2 separate regions of the Homo sapiens genome follow, and region 1 is linked to region 2. Evidence: chromatin contacts called from ENCODE Hi-C or POLR2A ChIA-PET data. All regions are on one chromosome and are shown on one strand. The core of a region is the stretch at or near the end of the contact, and the rest is flanking DNA. Distances in the headings are between cores, read along the strand shown. Region 1 overlaps GABBR2 (gamma-aminobutyric acid type B receptor subunit 2). Region 2 overlaps GABBR2 (gamma-aminobutyric acid type B receptor subunit 2).

Region 1 (2,741 bases), core at 137-2,636, 41 kb after region 2:
TCCAGAGCTAAGCCTGGAACTCGATGCTTTGACCCGGTCCAGGCCTCTCTCCCCGACATCCTGCTGCTGCCTCCTCCTCAGATGGAGTCTCCTCAACTCAAATCAGGTTCATCTACACCTAGGAGCCGGATGTCAAAGGACCAGGACACACCCAGAGGGGGTAGCTGACCAACCTGTAACACCCTCCAGGGACCTCAGCACACTTGTAAAGCTAATTTAGTGACATGACTGTTAAGACCAATGGTCTACAGCATTTTTGATAACATTCTCTTGAACATGTTTAATTTTACAAATGACCATATACAGACCATGGGCATTTTAAAAAGGACAAAGATGAAGTAATATCATCATTTTTACCTCATCCTGTGGCTGACAAAGATCTATTTTGAGGAGATGTGTCACTCCAGTGTGCAAAGCATTCCTTTTTTTTTTTTTTTTTTTTTTTTGAGATGAGATCTTGCTCTGTCCCTCAGGCTGGAGTACAGTGGTACAATCACAGCTCATTTCAGCCTCCATCTCCAGAGCTCAAACAATCCTCCCACCTCAGTCTCCTGAGTATCTGGGACTGCAGGCATGCACCACCATGCCCAGCTAATTTTTTTGATTTTTAGTAGAGACGAAATCTTGCTATATTGCCCAGGCTGGTCTTGAACCCCTGAACTCAAGTGATCCTCCTGCCTCGGCCTCTCAAAATGTTGGGAGTACAGGCAAGAGCCACTGCACCTGGCCTTGGTGTGCAAGCATTCTTAATATTTGCTTTGACTTAGGTTTTCTTTGAAACAATCATTTCCAGGCCACTTGTCTATTTTGTGAGGGCTAAATTCACTCAATCATATAATTAGTCAAGTTAGTTAAAATTCAATAATATAAATTTAATCTGGCATCTGGAAACTGCAATATGTTGCCATAAACTAAAAGCGAAGAATAGCTGAGGATGCCTGGGCAGAAAAGAGTTAACATAGCAGGCCTGAGACTGTTATCTTTAGAAAGGTCTGATTTGAAGGTTGGTCCTTGGCTGGTATCTGAGAGCTTGGATTCTGGACAGTTCCCACCATCCCCTCAATGATAAGAGCAGCTCACTGTGCCTGAACTGGTTGTGCAAACAACGTGGTTTATGCTGAACACTGCCTTCCTTCTGGGAGTCTGGAATTTTGTTACATAGTAGGCAGACGGTGTCGACATATCCATCCTCCGACTAAAAACCCTGGGCGTGTCATCTCTAATGTGCTTCCCTAGGCAGCATTTCACACATGTGGTCGCTACTCATTGCTGGGGGACTTAAGCGTGTCCTGTGCTCCTCCGCTGTGATAGGGCTATCAGAAGCTGCCACCTGGTTTCCCCTGGACTTTGCCTCCCCACGTGCCTTTTCCTTTGCTGATATTGCTGTGTATTCTTTCAGTGTAATAAGTCATAGCTGCGAGTATGACTGTGTGCTGAGCCCTGAGAGTCCTAGTGAATCATTGAACTTGGGGGTTGTCTTGGAGACTCTCAATGCTGCATCCCATTGCTGTCTGGTGTAGAGAACTGACCAACCACCTTGTCTCTGGGAGCATTCCTGCATACAATCACCAGACACCTACTGCCAGGGCTCCACAGTGAGTCCCCATATTAAGTGTTACTCCAGCTTAAGTTTCTGGGATTTAAACCCATCGCTGCCCCACAGAGCCCTCAGGTTAAACTCCAAATTCTTAGCAGGCAGGGTGCAGCCCCCTCTACCTTACCTCTTCTGATATTTCTCAAACCATCCTGCCCTGCTCAGTCTTTCCCCTCACATCACACTGGCTCATGCTGCCGGGTCTGACACGCGCTGTTTCCTCCACCCAAAATGCCATTCCTTGTTCTTCACAACTTCTCATGCATCCTCTGAAATCCAAACTTGTGAGCCACTTCCTCTGAGAAGCCCACTGAGACCTTGCAGGGAGGTCATGACTACTTCCTCCTCATGACTTCTGCCTTCAAGCATGTTTCTGCTCTGCTGGTCACACAGAGATGACATCTATCTGATTACCTGTCTGCCTCTCCCACTAGATGAAGCTACTGGGAGGCAGGGCCTGCTTTGCCCACCTTTAAATCTCTGGAGCCAAGAGGAGACAATCAGACTGGATGGGCCAGTTTAGGAGGTCATGAACTCTTTGTCACCACAGATGTGCAAGTTGAGCCTGAGCAAGCAAATTAAAGGAAGACCACAGAGAGAACTGGAGCATTTGATAGCAAAAGAGGCTGAGTTCATGGCCTCAGCTGCCCCTTCCACATGCTGTCTGACAGGTAGTGAGCTCCCCATCACTCCACATATTCAAGCAAAGCTTGGAAGACTCCCCCCCTTCTCCCCCTCCATCAGAATGCTCCAGGGGCATTTCCTGCACTGAGGGAGGTTTCATTTAATGACATCCCAGGTGCCTCCCTTCTATGTGGCTCTATGATGCCAAGTAAACGAGAAGGTTTCATCTGAAGGGTTCTAATGATTCTGTTTTCCAATATGTTACCACCAATACAAGTCTCTACTGGTTCGTCAACACCAAATAGCTACTTCACTTTTTCTCCTAAAGTCTTACGTGTGTTTATTTTTCTGATTTAACATCTTTCTTTTTCTCCCCTTAGCCATCAGGTACTCAGCCCCCTCTGCGAACTGCCTTGAACATAATCCATCCATGGGGGAAGACAAACTTTAGGCAGGTAGTGCCCATCTCAGTCCCAGCTATGAAAAAGGAAAAAGAAATGAGAGCAAGTCTCCAAATGGAAGG
Region 2 (2,700 bases), core at 119-2,618:
GCAATCTCTCGTCAGCTGGCTTCCCGTCTGCTGTAAGACGCAGATAAGAAAGAAAGAGCCTGAACAGACACAGGAAAATCCTCCACGCCCATTGGCGGAAATCATGCAGGCCCTGAGTACCTTTCTCACTTTAATTCTTCGAGTCTTCTGTGTCTGAATCGTGGAAGAAAATGACTTCTTGGGTAAAATATTAAAACGCCACATGTGGATGTTCATAGTCTCGCTCTGGCAGCCCTGGTAATAATGGCTCAGAGAGGCCTCTGCAGCCTGGGTCTGGGAGTCAGATTTGATTCCTCTGAGATTCCTGAGCCAGGAACACGCTGGGCTGGGCTCAGGGGTCCCAGTGGCAACGAGTCAGACACAAGAAGATGGCAATGTGAAGGGCTGGCTTCCGTGGGCTCTGCAAGGGTTCAGGGCAGAGCAGCCAAAGGCCGGGTAATAAATGATGCTCTGTATGAGGGCTAACCTTCATCAAGTGCTCTCCAGGTGCTGGGTGTGGGCAAATCTTACAGGCATCCCTTCTAGTCCTCCCCAAAGCTCAGTAAAGTGGGCACTTCTCCTATCTAGGCCCATTTTAAGGCTGAAGCCCTCAGAAATGATACTCATTTTCTAGAGCTGTTGTAACAAACTACCATAAATTGGGCGGCTTAAAACAATAGACAATTAATCCTTGCACAGTTCTGGAGGCCAGAAGTCCAAAGTCAAGATGTCCGTTGGGCTGTGCTCCTTCTGAAGGCTCAAGAGAAGAATCCTGCCATGTCTTCTCCAGCTCCCGGTGGCCCCAGGCATTCCATGCTGTGGCTGCATCATTCTGCCTCCATCTCCGCATGGCCTTCTCCCCTGTGTCTGTGTCCCTCTATGTGTATTTTTTATAAGGACACCTGTCATCGAGTTTAGGGCCCATCCGGGTAATCCAAAATGATTTCTTCTGAAGACCCTTAACATAATGACATCTGCAAAGACCCCTTTAGCAAATAAGGCCACATTTCACAGGTCCAGGGGTAAGGATGCATATATCGTTTAGGGGGAATGACAATTCAGCCCAGTACACTAACCTAACTTCACACAGTAAGTGGCTGAACTGGGATTTGGAGTTAAGCCTAGCTCCAGAGTCTACTTGCTTAACCACTAAGGGCTACATGTTGTATATTTACCAGCTGTGTGACCATGGGCATGTTATTTAACCCCTCTGTGCCTCAGTTTCCTCATCTGTAGACTGGGGATAATAATGGTAATTCCCACATGGGGTTGTTGTGAAGACTGAATGAGTTGATAAAGCAAAGAACTTGGAACAGTGCTTACCACATAGCATGCACTCAAGAAAAGCTGTTGCTATGATTATTTTTGCTATTGTTACTCCTAAGACAATGCAGCTTTGTTGAAATCCTAGAAGAAGGCTGAGTAGATCTAGTACTAAGGATGAAGCGGGACTGGAAGGTGAAGCTCTCAGATCTAAACTTGCTGGATTTGAATATCTGTTCACTCTCATGAACCATCAACCAGATAATCACAGATGTGAAAGAGATTTAAGCATTTGTAAGAGAACATTATGCACAATTGGAAGCTAATAATTTTGAAAGCATCAATGAAGAAAAAGAAAACAAAGGGACGGATGCAAAAAGAAGCAGGAAGTGTGAATGGATCAATCCCAGTGGAAGGGATACTGACTCATCCAATACCACAAGGCTTGGGCTGGGTTCCAGTTCTCATGCGTAGCAAGCAAGGTTATCTCAGGCCAGTCAGGTCACCTACTCAGCTTTAGTTTCCTCTGATGAATCTCTAAAATGGGGATGTCAAGGTGCTTTGTGAACTTTGCCATGCTGTTGAAATGTGAGACACTGTTGTCATTATTATAGTACGTGTTTGCTTACTATTGGGTGCTTGCATGTGAGTAGGGTAAGCCTGGAGTTGGGGTACCAGTCCAGAGAAGGGCAAGAGTATGGGTGGGTGGGCTGGGAAGTGAGATTTGGGCAGGACCAGCAATGATCGTGTTTCTTCTGGCTGCTGTCCCCTAAGGGGTGGTTCACAGGTTGTCTCAGCCTCCTCTGACATGAACAGAGCATCTTTGGGGCATGTTAAATGTTTCATCCTTTGTCAAGGACAAAACAACTCAGTATTTGAAGCTTAATCCACTATCGCTTTAGGGAGAAACTTCAAGCTAAACAAGGGCAGAAAAGAATGAACATCCCACCACAGGGCTGGCGGTTCCTTTCCGAGCCACCATGAGTGCTGAGGTGCCTGGACACTGTGGTTCCCTTGTCCTTTTTTCTTCCCTGTTGGTTTCTGTGGTCAGTGGTTTCCTTGTGATTGTAGAGCACTTAGAAACAAACCTGCCTAAAGTTCTGGTGTGGAACTTGCTCACCCTCTGTCTTCCCATTGCAATGAACAATGCTGCAGAAATAGAAACCTCATAGAAACCTCCCTTTTTTCCTCTTCCTTGCTCTCTCTCTTCCACTGGAGAAACAATTGTTCAAATGCTAACACAAAGATTTTCAGAAAAATATGAGACCAGAGGGCCTGCGTAGCTCTTTGGGGTCTGCACACATGAACTCCCCAGGTGGGCCTCTCTCTGAGTCTGTAATTCTTTTGTCATCATCATCATCTCTGGCTGGCAGGGACCAACTGGACTTCAGATTTTCTGGATTCAGCCTTTTCTTCTTTTACTTTCTAGTCGTAAAAATTTATTGTCCTGAGTCTATT

The links. Hi-C counts contacts between places; a loop is a spot of excess contacts on that map. ChIA-PET counts read pairs that join two places held with the same protein, here RNA polymerase II (POLR2A). Pooled maps may share reads with other maps.
Region 1: a map of posterior vena cava shows a loop between it and region 2 (19-fold over the local background). The contact joins two enhancer-like sites. A Hi-C loop is called at or near these places in 6 of 168 maps with a recorded cell type or tissue (CD14-positive monocyte, IMR-90, K562 and 3 more) and 3 of 50 pooled maps. POLR2A ChIA-PET finds 5 or more read pairs at or near these places in 3 of 52 experiments (AG04449, AG04450 and activated CD4-positive, alpha-beta T cell).

What each region holds. Positions count from the first base shown.
Region 1 is chr9:98,373,430-98,376,170 of GRCh38, forward strand. The region is part of intron 11 of GABBR2 (gamma-aminobutyric acid type B receptor subunit 2); the gene reads right to left. Among named protein-coding and RNA genes, the nearest start is that of TBC1D2, 120 kb to the left of the region's middle. RefSeq lists a silencer at 1,678-1,972 and an enhancer at 1,979-2,038. Within about 2 kb of position 1,387, at least 6 of the 41 ENCODE cell types and tissues checked have a DNase peak (open chromatin) inside an H3K27ac peak, as active enhancers do; they include endothelial cell of umbilical vein, where a contact is called at or near this core.
Region 2 is chr9:98,332,708-98,335,407 of GRCh38, forward strand. All of the region lies in intron 13 of GABBR2 (gamma-aminobutyric acid type B receptor subunit 2), which reads right to left. Among named protein-coding and RNA genes, the nearest start is that of TBC1D2, 78 kb to the left of the region's middle. RefSeq lists an enhancer at 1-111 and a cis regulatory region at 31-48. Within about 2 kb of position 1,369, at least 2 of the 41 ENCODE cell types and tissues checked have a DNase peak (open chromatin) inside an H3K27ac peak, as active enhancers do; they include endothelial cell of umbilical vein, where a contact is called at or near this core.